Linked DNA regions of Homo sapiens: region 1 is linked to region 2. A link is an interaction called in ENCODE POLR2A ChIA-PET data of the cell type or tissue named here. Cell type or tissue: MCF 10A. All regions are shown on one strand. Links, peaks and the distances in the headings refer to the core of each region. The heading gives the core; the rest is flanking DNA.

The links. ChIA-PET counts read pairs that join two places held together with the same protein. Peaks named below come from ENCODE experiments on the same cell type or tissue, not always from the same donor. Only the 100,000 strongest peaks of a DNase experiment are listed, where the experiment ranks them.
Region 1: POLR2A ChIA-PET joins it to region 2 with 10 read pairs; 28 of 35 experiments call an interaction of 5 or more read pairs at or near these places.

What each region holds. Positions count from the first base shown.
Region 1 is chr11:62,650,873-62,656,194 of GRCh38, forward strand. It overlaps INTS5 (integrator complex subunit 5), which reads right to left and starts at 2,430. Exons shown (of 2, transcript NM_030628.2): 1 at 2,298-2,430. The coding sequence starts at 2,377. RefSeq lists an enhancer at 1,841-2,600 and silencers at 2,173-2,372, 2,663-2,752. In MCF 10A, for the core only: no CTCF peak of the experiment used is centred there; a DNase peak (open chromatin) is centred at 2,519.
Region 2 is chr11:62,550,981-62,556,350 of GRCh38, forward strand. No RefSeq gene overlaps it. Among named protein-coding and RNA genes, the nearest start is that of AHNAK, 6.9 kb to the left of the region's middle. RefSeq lists enhancers at 191-996, 997-1,802, 5,025-5,370, 5,233-5,322, 5,333-5,370 and a silencer at 2,681-2,730. In MCF 10A, for the core only: no CTCF peak of the experiment used is centred there; DNase peaks (open chromatin) are centred at 2,591 and 3,211.

The DNA.
Region 1 (5,322 bases), core at 1-5,000, 100 kb after region 2:
AACTTTTTAACCTTTTTATAGAAATGAGGTCTGGCTATGTTCCACAGGCTGGTTTCATGGCCTCAAGCAGTTTGCCCACCTTAGCCTCCCAAAGTGCTGGCATTACAGGTGTGAGGCACCATGCCTGGTTGAGAATGTTTATAAAGCACTTAAGTTCTGCAGAAGGATGGCCTGAGGGAAAAAAAAGCACTTAGGTTCCATACCAGATTCACACTAATCACTCAATAAAAGCTATGTTTCTTTCTCCCCCCGCCCCGAGAGGGAGTCTCGCTCTGCCGCCCAGGCTGGAGTGCAGTGGTGCCATCTCCACTCACTGCAAGCTCCACCTCCCAGGTTCACGCCATTCTCCTGCCTCAGCCTCCTGAGTAGCTGGGACTACAGGCGCCCGCCACCACGCCCGGCTAATATTTTTTTTTTTATTTTTAGTAGAGACGGGGTTTCACCGTGTTAGCCAGGATGGTCTCGATCTCCTGACCTTGTGATCCTCCCGCCTCGTCCTCCCAAAGTGCTGGGATTACAGGCGTGAGCCACGTGCCCGGCCAAAAGCTATGTTTCTTTCAATGACAACAGTAATAATATCAGCAACAGATAACTCTTAGAATATATCAGGTACTCTTTTAAGTACTTTGCGTGTATTATTTCAATCCTGACAACAGTTCAATAAGTTAGGTACTATTATGATCCCATTTTACAGACAAATCAAGGCTGGCTTCAGTGGCTCACGCCTATAATCCCAGCACTTTGGGAGGCCAAGGCTGGTGGATCGCTTGAGCGCAAGAGTTCAAGACCAGTCTGAGGAACATAGTGAAACCCCATCTCTACAAAAATAATAATAATAATAATTAGCCAGGCATGGTCGCATGTGCCTGCGGTCCCACCTACTGGGGAGGTTGAGGCAGAAGGATCACTTGAGCCCTGGAAGCAGGGCTGCAGTGAGCCAAAATCACACCACTGCACCCCAGACTGTGTGCGCCGTCAAAAAAAAGAACGAAATCAAGGTTAAGCAATCAGACTATATGCGCCATGAGTGTAGGAACCATTTCTGTGCTCTTCAACACTGTATCCACTTCTATTGAAGTACACAGTATATGGAAGGTAGTCAATAAATATCTGTTGAGTTGACTATATTTGTGTTTCTATAATATCTGCTTTAAAAACATTTCCAGGCTGGCTGAGGTGCCTCACGTCTGTAATCCTAGCACTCTGGGAGGCCAAGGAGGGTGGATCACTTGAGGTCAGAAGATCGAAACCAGCCTGGCCAACAGGGTGAAACCTCATCTCTATTAAAAATACAAAAAAAAAAAAAAAATAGCCAGGCATGGTGTAATCCCAGCTACTCAGGAGGCTGAGGCATGAGAATCGCTTGAACCCAGGAGGCGGAGGTTGCAGTAAGCCGAGATCACGCCACTGCACTCCAGCCTGGGAGTCAGGGCGACCATCTCAAAAAACAAAAACAAAAAAAAACACACCTTTCCACTTTATCACCTTCTACCACCACCCCCGCCCCGCCCCATCCCACAACACAAGCACCTTGAAATCTCTTAATGGGAAAAAAAAAAAATTGTAAGCACCTTATTAAGGGCTCTCCCTCCTAACATCTGTTTCTTCCCATATTCTGCAAAATCTTAGTCACCTACCACCACATCAACCACCACCACCTACTCAGCACCCTCAATGTGCTTGGACATCAGGGTGTCCCAGGGCACAGAGTAATAATGCTTTTCAACCCTTTCCCTCCTAAAACATATATGGGTTCAGTCTCAGAGGTTCAGAAGCCAATGTTATGGGAGGTGGCAAATCCCCTTTCTCTTATCGCCTTTTCTGTCAAAGAAGACAGCATCCTCTAGGTGCTGATAAGGCTCTAACAGTGCCATTCCTCTGTTTCCTCCAAAAAACACCCTAATATAAGGGAATATCTCAGCCGGACTGCATTCTGTTTCTGGGCCTGGGTTCTCAGGGAGTCTCTATGAAGTCAGGACACTGGGTTTCCTAGGGTCAAAAATGGCCAGGGCAGCTGGGTTCCCAAGAGTTCAGATACCCCCGACTCTTGGGAGAGGAAGCCCGGGGTCGAGGGTAGTTAGGCATTGGAGTCTAGCGAGAGGCAGGCCCGAGGTCGGGAGGGCGGGCACTGGAGCCCTGAGTTTTGGTGAAGCAGTCCCTGAGTTCTGGGAGGACCTGACCAAGAATCTGAGAACCCTGACGTGAGTTCTCGAGGTAGGATCCGGGTTTCTACCGAGAAGGCTAGGGATCGGCGCGGGGCCGCGCGATGGGGGGAAGGTGCCAAGGGCTCTAACTACCTGAGAGGCGCGGGACCGTGGGTGGCCGGGGCAGGCCCAGGTGGCCCTGGGGCCCCGGGAGGGTCGCACAGCGCGGACATCCCGGAGCCCGAGCCGAGCCCGAGGCGCGAGCGGCGGAGCGCAGGCGGCGCATGCGCGCTGACAGGAAACGCGAAAGGAACCAGCTACCAGGCCTCGCAGGAAAATTAATCCGGCGATGTCCTCGACCCTCTTACATTAGTTCCGCACCCTGTCGGAGTCCCAGAGCATAATCCCGGGACGATGATAGCAGGAAGCCGATTCGCCCTATATGCAACCACTTTATTCAAAAGCCTATTGACATACAGACTAGGCCGGGCGCGGTGGCTCACGCCTGTAAACCCAGCACTTTGAGAGCCCGAGAGGGCGGATCACCTGAGGTCAGGAGTTCAAGACTAGCCTGCCGTCTCTACTGCAAATACAAAAATTAGCCAGGCGTGGTGGCTTATGCCTGTAATCCCGATTACTCGGGAGGCTGAGGCAGGAGAATCGCTTGATCCCGGGAGGCAGAGATTGCAGTGAGCCGAGATCGCGCCACTGCACTCCAGCCTGGGCGACAGAGCAAGAGTCCCGATAGACACACACACACAGAGAGAGAGAGAGAGAGAGAGAGAGAGAGAGAGAGAGAGAGAGAGAGAGAGAGAGAGAGAGAGAGAGAGAGAGAGAAACTAAAACACTCACAGGGGTATTTTAATCATTTTTCCTAACGCCAAAAATACAAAATGTTCAACTCAGGACTTTTTTTTTTTTTTTTTTTTTTTGAGACGGAGTCTCGCTCTGTCGCCCAGGCCGGACTGCGGACTGCAGTGGCGCAATCTCGGCTCACTGCAAGCTCCGCTTCCCGGGTTCACGCCATTCTCCTGCCTCAGCCTCCCGAGTAGCTGGGACTACAGGCGCCCGCCACCGCGCCCGGCTAATTTTTTGTATTTTTAGTAGAGACGGGGTTTCACCTTGTTAGCCAGGATGGTCTCGATCTCCTGACCTCATGATCCACCCGCCTCGGCCTCCCAAAGTGCTGGGATTACAGGCGTGAGCCACCGCGCCCGGCCTCAACTCAGGACTTTAAAAAAATGAAGCATAGGAAGGTTTTTTTGTTGGTGTTGTTGTTGTTATTGTTGTTTATTTTGTGACCGTGCAGTGATAGGATCACCCCTCTCGGCAGCCCCGACCTCCTGGGCTCAAGACATCCTCCCACCTCAGCGTTCTAGGTAGCTGAGATTACAGGCGTGCGCCATCACACTTGGCTACTTTTTAAATATTTTCAGAGTTAGGGATTTGCATGTGGGTGGGGCGAGTGTCTCGCTATGTTGCCCAGTCTGATCTCAAACTCCTGTCCTCAAGTGATTCACCCACCTCAGCTTCCCAAAGCACTGGGATTACAGGAGTAAGCCACGCACACCCGGCCAGTCTCTCTTTGTTTTTGTTTTGTTTTGTTTCGTTTTCCTTTTGAGACAGAGTCTCACTCCCTCACCCAGGCTGGAGTGCAGTGGTGAGATCTGAGCTCACTGCAACCTCCACTTTCCAGGTTCAGGAGATTCTCCTGCCTCAGCCTCCCGAGTAGCTGGGACTATAGGCATCCACTACCAAATCTGGCTAATTTTTTTATTTTTATAGAGACAACGTTTTCCCCTGTCCGCCAATCTGGTCTCAAACTCCTGACCTCAAGTGATCCATCCACCTCAGCCTCCCAAAATGCTGGGATTACAGGCAAGAGCCACCGCACCCAGGCTTTTTTTAAAATCTCATTCTGTCGCCCAGGCTGGAGTGCAGTCTCGTCTCTGCAACCTCCACCTCCCAGGTTCAAGCAATTCTCCTGCCTCAGCCTCCCAAGTAGCTGGGACTACAAGCATGTGCCACCACGCCCAGCTAATTGGAGACATGTTGGCCAGGCTGGTCTCAAACTCCTGACCTCAGGTGATCCGCCCGCCTCAGCCTCCCAAAGTGCTGGGATTACAGGTGTTAGCCACTGCACCCCTCCTACAAAAATACTTTTACGAGAGAGAGAGAAAAGGGAAGAGAGAAAGCAGAAAAGAGATGGAAAGAAGAGAAAACTCATAAAAGAAAAAGAAAAACTAAGAAAGAGAAGGAGGGAGAGGGAGCCCAAAACAAATTGGGCTAGCTAGCCTGAAGATGTCCTCCCAGTAGCAAGTATGAATAACATCCTTCCATCCGTCTTCATTATTTAAGCTTCTCTCTCTCCCACAGCTTCCCAGCATAGGGACCTTCGTCTAACTCACAGCCCCACACCTGCCAGAGATAGAGCTTGCTAACTGTAAAGGGAGCCAGTACACCTCATCAAGAGCCCTCACTCAAGCCAGTGTACCTAGATCAGGTTCCAGCTCTTCTACCTACTAGTTGTATACTTTACTTAACCACTCCATAACTGTTCCTTCTTCTGGAAATGAGGAGGTAATATTAATAGTACAAATACCTCAAAGGGTTGTTACGAAAATTGAAATGAGGTAGTATGGTCATTGTATAGCACTTGGTGCCAGCAATGGTAAGCACTAGATAAGCATTAGCTATTTTTATTATGTTTATTGAATGAAACAGAAAATAAGCTGCTTGACAATAGAGACTTGGCCTATTTTGTTAAAAGCTATATCCTCGGGCTGGGCGTGATGGATCATGCCTATAATCCTAGAACTTTGGGAGGGCGAGGCAGGGGGATCACAAGGTCAGGAGTTCGAGACAAGCTGGCCAACATAGTGAAACTCTGTCTCTACTAAAAATACAAAAAATTAGCTGGGCATTGTGGCGCCCACCTATAGTCCCAGCTACTCTGGAGGCTGAGGCAGGAGAATCCCTTGAAACCGGGAGGTGGAGGTTGTGATGAGCCAAGATTGCACCACTGCACTCCAGCCTGGGCAACAGAGCGAGACTCAGTCTCAAAAAAAAAAAAAAAAATTAGCCAGCGTGGTGGTGAACACCTGTGATCCCAGCTACTCAGGAGGCTGAGGCAGGAGAATCGCCTGAACCCGGGAGGTGGAGGTTACAGTGAGCTGAG
Region 2 (5,370 bases), core at 149-5,148:
GGTTGGGGAACTGTGGTGGTGGTGGAAGCAATAGAGACCTTGGCAAGATGGAATCCCAGCAAAAAGCTCAGTCCAGGCGGAAACGGCTCCGATACCCCTTTACCTTGTCCTTTGAATTCCTTGGAGGTCCTATGCCTCCAGAGAATTGGAGTTATCTTTCCTACCAGGTAATTTACACAGCTACTCCCCCGCCAGCACCCCCCCGACACACTATGTTTTGGGTGTTTTTGTTGTTTTGTTGTTGTGGTGGTGGTGGTGGTGGTTGTTTTGAGATGGAGTCTAGCTCTGTCGCCCAGGCTGGAGTGCAGTGACACGATCTTGGCTCATCTTGGCTCACTGCAACCTCTGCCTCCTGGGTTCAAACGATTCTCCTGCCTCAGCCTCCCAAGTAGCTGGGATTATAGGCACGCGCCACCACGCCTGGCTAATTTTTGTATTTTTAGTAGAGACGGAGTTTCACCATGCTAGCCAGGCTGGTCTCGAACTCCTGACCTCATGATCCGCTTGCCTCAGCCTCCCAAAGTGCTGGGATTACAAGCGTGAGCCACCACACCTGGCCTGTTTTTTGTTTGTTTTTACACACCATGTTTTATAAGGAGTATTAAGGAGTTCTTTCGGTCCCTACTTTGCAAAGAAAACCTCCATCTTCTCGAAGGTTTAGACTCCTCTGTGATATAAAGTAAAGGCTTTCCTCTTATAAGAGGGAGGTCAGCCCTGCCGCTAGTGCTCCACCACCATTCAGAGGGAGCTGGTACCACAGTGCTCCACACGCACTGCCAAAGCTGGATGAGCTCTAGGACTTGTCATCACAGGGATACCCCAGCTTCCCCAGAAGTGACACTGCCTCCCTGGGGAGTGGGGGAGGTTCCCTGATATGTACCTGTTTTGCGTGTGTGTGTATATGTCAGTTTGTGTGTGTGTGCGCGCGTCTGTAATGAACCTTGGGCTCTTCTGTTGCCAGGCAACCTGCCTCTATTTTGTTCCTATTATGCCTGTTTCCATAGTAACCACAAAGGGGAGCTCTGTGGGCAGGCCCCTGGCCAGGGGATTCCCCTTCCCCTCCCTTCTCTCCACAGTCCCCTTTTCTGAAATCAGCATGTTACAAGGAAGAAAAGAGGTTGACTGCTCAAAGGGTAATCTCAGTTTCTGATCCCAGAAGGCAAATGAAGTGTGTGGTCTGTTTGCAGTCTCTTTAGAAGCAGACTTTTCCCCCCATGAAGGTTCTTTTGCATGATATTCTTAGAAGCAGAAAAATGGGCTGTGCCTGGTGGCTCACGCCTGTAATCCCAGCACTTTGGGAGGCCAAGGCGGGTGGATCACTTGAGGTCAGCAGCTCGAGACCAGCCTGACCAACCTGGTGAAACCCCGTCTCTACAAAAAATACAAAATTAGCCGGACGTGGTGGTGCACGCCTGTAATCCCAGCTACTCGGGAGGCTGAGGCAGAAGAATTGCTTGAACCTGAGAGGCGGAGGTTACAGTGAGCCGAGATTGCGCCATTGCACTCCAGCATGGGCAAGAAGAGCAAAACTCTGTCTCAAAAAAAAAAAAAAAAAAAGCAGCAGCAGCAGCAAAGAAATGACTGTTAACCCTTCTTAGCACCATCTGGGATCTCCCAGACCCCGCCTCCACCCCATACACACACCAGCCCAGGGATTAGCATCCCTGCCAAACAGGCCCTTCTCCATTCACTTCCGTCACTTCCTAATCTGTCATTGTCCACCCCACCCCCCAAAAGCAAATCTATCTGGTGATTCTGGAATCCAAACATTATTTCCTAAGCAATTCTCAAGCCCCAAACCCTTAACCCTAGCCGAAAATATAAAGCCAAGTAAAATCATCCTTCCCCAGCTCAATTCAAATCCCAGCCTGTATTTAAACTTCAAGCTTCAAATAAGGAGTTCCTGAATTTCTTAGATCAGAGAGCTTTGATACACAGAAACTCTCCAATTACACTCAGTCCTAATGAAATCTTCAAGCCCAACCAGAACCCAAGTTAAAGCTGGTTAGAGAACAAGAGACATGAGGCTGTCTCCAGAGTACCGTCTGGGAGGAAAGAAGGCAAAGAAAGACTGTCCAGGCAGGTGGAAGGGAAAGAAATTGGGCAGGGAGAGTGGGGCAGGTGGACACGATGGGTCATGGCTGGATTTCAGGCAGAGTTAGGGGTGTGGGAATGCTGTGGGGCAATAAGAGGAGATGCAGACCTGAGATTAAGGAAAAGAAGCGACAAGACATGAGGCTGTGAAGGAAGGAGGGAGGGAGAGAGAGAAAACAGAAGAGCTCAGCACTGAGCTAAGGACTGGGCGGGCTGAGTTGTAAACAGGAGCCGAGGGAGGGAGTTGGAGTAAACGGAGCAGCCAACGCCCCAGCCAGCTCCCCTCCCCAGTGGGGAGCAGGGAGGGAGGGGCTGAGGAAGCGGGGAACACCACCTCCTCACCCCTTTCTTGGAATCTGCTTTTCTCCTGTCCTTTCCAACTTCCTCTGCCTTTCCCCCAGCTTCCTGGGGAAAGAGAGACCAGCCTGGGTTTCCCTCTCTCCTCTGCTTACAGTTCCCTAAGTCCAGTTGAAGGAGATCAGGCTGAGCAGGGAAGGAAGGGCCTAGGCTGCCCAGAGCCTGAGTCACCACATAGTTGAGGTTCCTGTCACTCGAAGTCCCGCCTCTGTTACACTCCGTGCCCTGTGCCCGCCCCAGGACTTGGATCGCTACATCTGACCCTGGCCCCAGGGCTGGCTCCACTTCCACGCTCCTTACCAAGCTACCCTTACCAAGCTACGGGTGCAGGAAGCCTTTAGATGCCTCGCTCTCCCTGCCCCTCCACACTTGGTATGCTGTGTCCACCACCCTTATCCCTCAGCATTTGAGGGCAGCATCCTCCTGCTCAGCTTTGGAGCAGAAGTGACTCAGTGAGTGACTGCAAGGATTGTGGAAAAGCTCGGATGCACCCTTGATAAGTCACTTCAACTCTCTGGGCTCCAGTTTCCCCACTGGTAAAATAACGGGTTATTAGAGACGGTCTCTGGCAGTCCCTGCAAGAGGTACATTCTGTATGTCTGAGTCAAAGAGATGGGTAATTACTATTGAAGAGTGGGATAAAAGGGGCGTGTTTGCTAACCCCTGTCCTAACAGTAAGAGTGGGTAGGGTAGGGCAGGGCTGGGCACAGGACCTGCCACCATAGGGCAGCCAACACCCTAGGCATCTTGGTGACTCAGGTCCCACATGGAAGAAGAGCCGGAAAGCACCCCTTGGGTCCCCTGTGAGTCAGGGGAAATGCGGATCTCCCTGAAGGATGACTGCCTGGGTTCCCGCTATAACCAACTATCCTTCCACCTTGAAAGTCTCCCAGGATGGGTACCGTAAGCTCATCATTCCACCTCCCTGGCCTGCTCAGCAGCTTCCACCCCTCCTGCCTGACCTTGGCAGCCCTTCTTCCCTCAGCCCTGAACTCTAGAGCCCTCCTTACCCTCTGACAGCTCCCCCTGCCCTACCACATTCCCTCCTTCACCCCTTGGCTCTGCCCATCTTCACCATCCACCCCATCCCAGCAGAGCCCGCCAGATGATTGCAAAAGGGCTGAGCCAGCAGAGAGGCCTTCACATGACAGCTGTTCCTGCTGCAGAGGGGAGGGGGCAGCTGGGAGTGGAGGCACATTCCATGGGAGATCCTATCAGAAATAGCCCCAAACCCTAACTGACCATCTGCCCCAATGATCTGCACATCGCCCATTCAATAGGCTTGCCTCAAAATCCTGAGGAAATCAAGAAAACAAAGAGGGGTGGAGAAGGGAGGGGCCTAGGGGAGTGAAGAGAGCCCAGGAACATTGAGACGGGGTCGCCAGGACATCACCACTGAGCCAGTACCACCAGCCCAAGGTATTCTCCCTCTAATGGGAGATGCAACTGATGGCAGTGCTGCCCTCCAGCACCCCCCACCATACCCTACTCCACCCATCCCTTGGGTGCTGAGGCACTGGGACACCCCAGTAATTCCCCTGGAGTAAAACAACAGCCTGCTCTGGGAGCCATGCCAGCCTGACTGGAGCAAACAGACAGGAACAGGTGGCAGTTTCTGTAACCTTTCAGGAGCACCAATGTGAGCTCCACAGCACTAGAGGAAGAGAACGGGGTGGGAACCCCAGAATCACATTCAAACATACAGGAGCAGGCCAGGCACGGTGGCTCACGCCTGTAATCCCAGCACTTTGGGAGGCCAAGGCGGGTGGATTACCTGAGGTCAGGAGTTCGAGTCCAGCCTGGCTAACATGGTGAAACCCCATCTCTGCTAAAAATACAAAAAAAAATTAACAGGCATGGTGGCACACACCTGTAATCCCAGCTACTTGGGAGGCTGAGGTGGGAGAATTGCCTGAGCCCGGGAGACAGAGGCTGCAGTGAGCCGAGATCATGCCACTGCCCCTCCAGCCTGGCCAACAAAGAGAGACTCTGTCTCGAAAAAAAAAAACAAAAACACAGGAACACAGCAAGTGGGGAAAGTCAGTGCCCTGCAGTGCCCTATAGGTACACTGGTTGGAGGAGCTGGGGAAGCTACAGCACCCAGAAAAATCCATTTGATGTGTGGAGGGAAAGTTCTGAGTTGACAACAAAGAGTGCCCGTTGCCATGAAAACCACAGTATTAATTTCAGAAATGACTGGGTGGAGCCTCCAAAGCACTTCATTCCCCTCCCTTCAACATTCTAGGCTTCCCCCACCTTTCAAAAGGGGAAGTGGCACATTTGGGGCATGTGGGCAGCTGGTGGGATGGGTCCGACCCAGTGAGAGCAGCAGCTGTCCAGCTCCAGCTCAAAGCAGGGCACGAAAAAAAGGAAACAATATAAGTCTTTCTTGGAAGAACTTTAAAGGTTTTTAACTTTTTAATAAGTGACTTAAGCAGAAGTGCCAAAAAAGCTAAGATAAATAGCTGCTTATAACCAGTATCTACTGGTTTATCTACAAACTAACCAAGTCTCTCTCAGCCCCTCCCATTCACACTCCAGGCTCTGTAAAGATTTTATCTGAGTCAACTGCAGCCCTGAGCCCCGACCCCTTCTCCAGTTTCTCTCACCCTCCCTCTGTGGAGGTTCTGAGATTTTGCCCAGTAAGTGGATAAAAGAGCCTCCCCCTTCCCTCATTCTACCCTAGTTTTCTAAGATCATGCCCTGCCCTCAGCCCCTGATCCATTCAAACACCCCCTTCCCTTTCTGCTCCTCACCCCAGTCTCTGTGCCATGTGCTGGACCATGGAGTCGGGTCGCCAGCTCTATGTGGTGTTTGGGTGGCATGAGACTCCCTAGCACCAAGAGAAAACTGCCCAGCAACCACAGACATCCACAGGCGCAGGCTCTGATTGGCTGCCCACAGCAAAAGCAAGGAAAA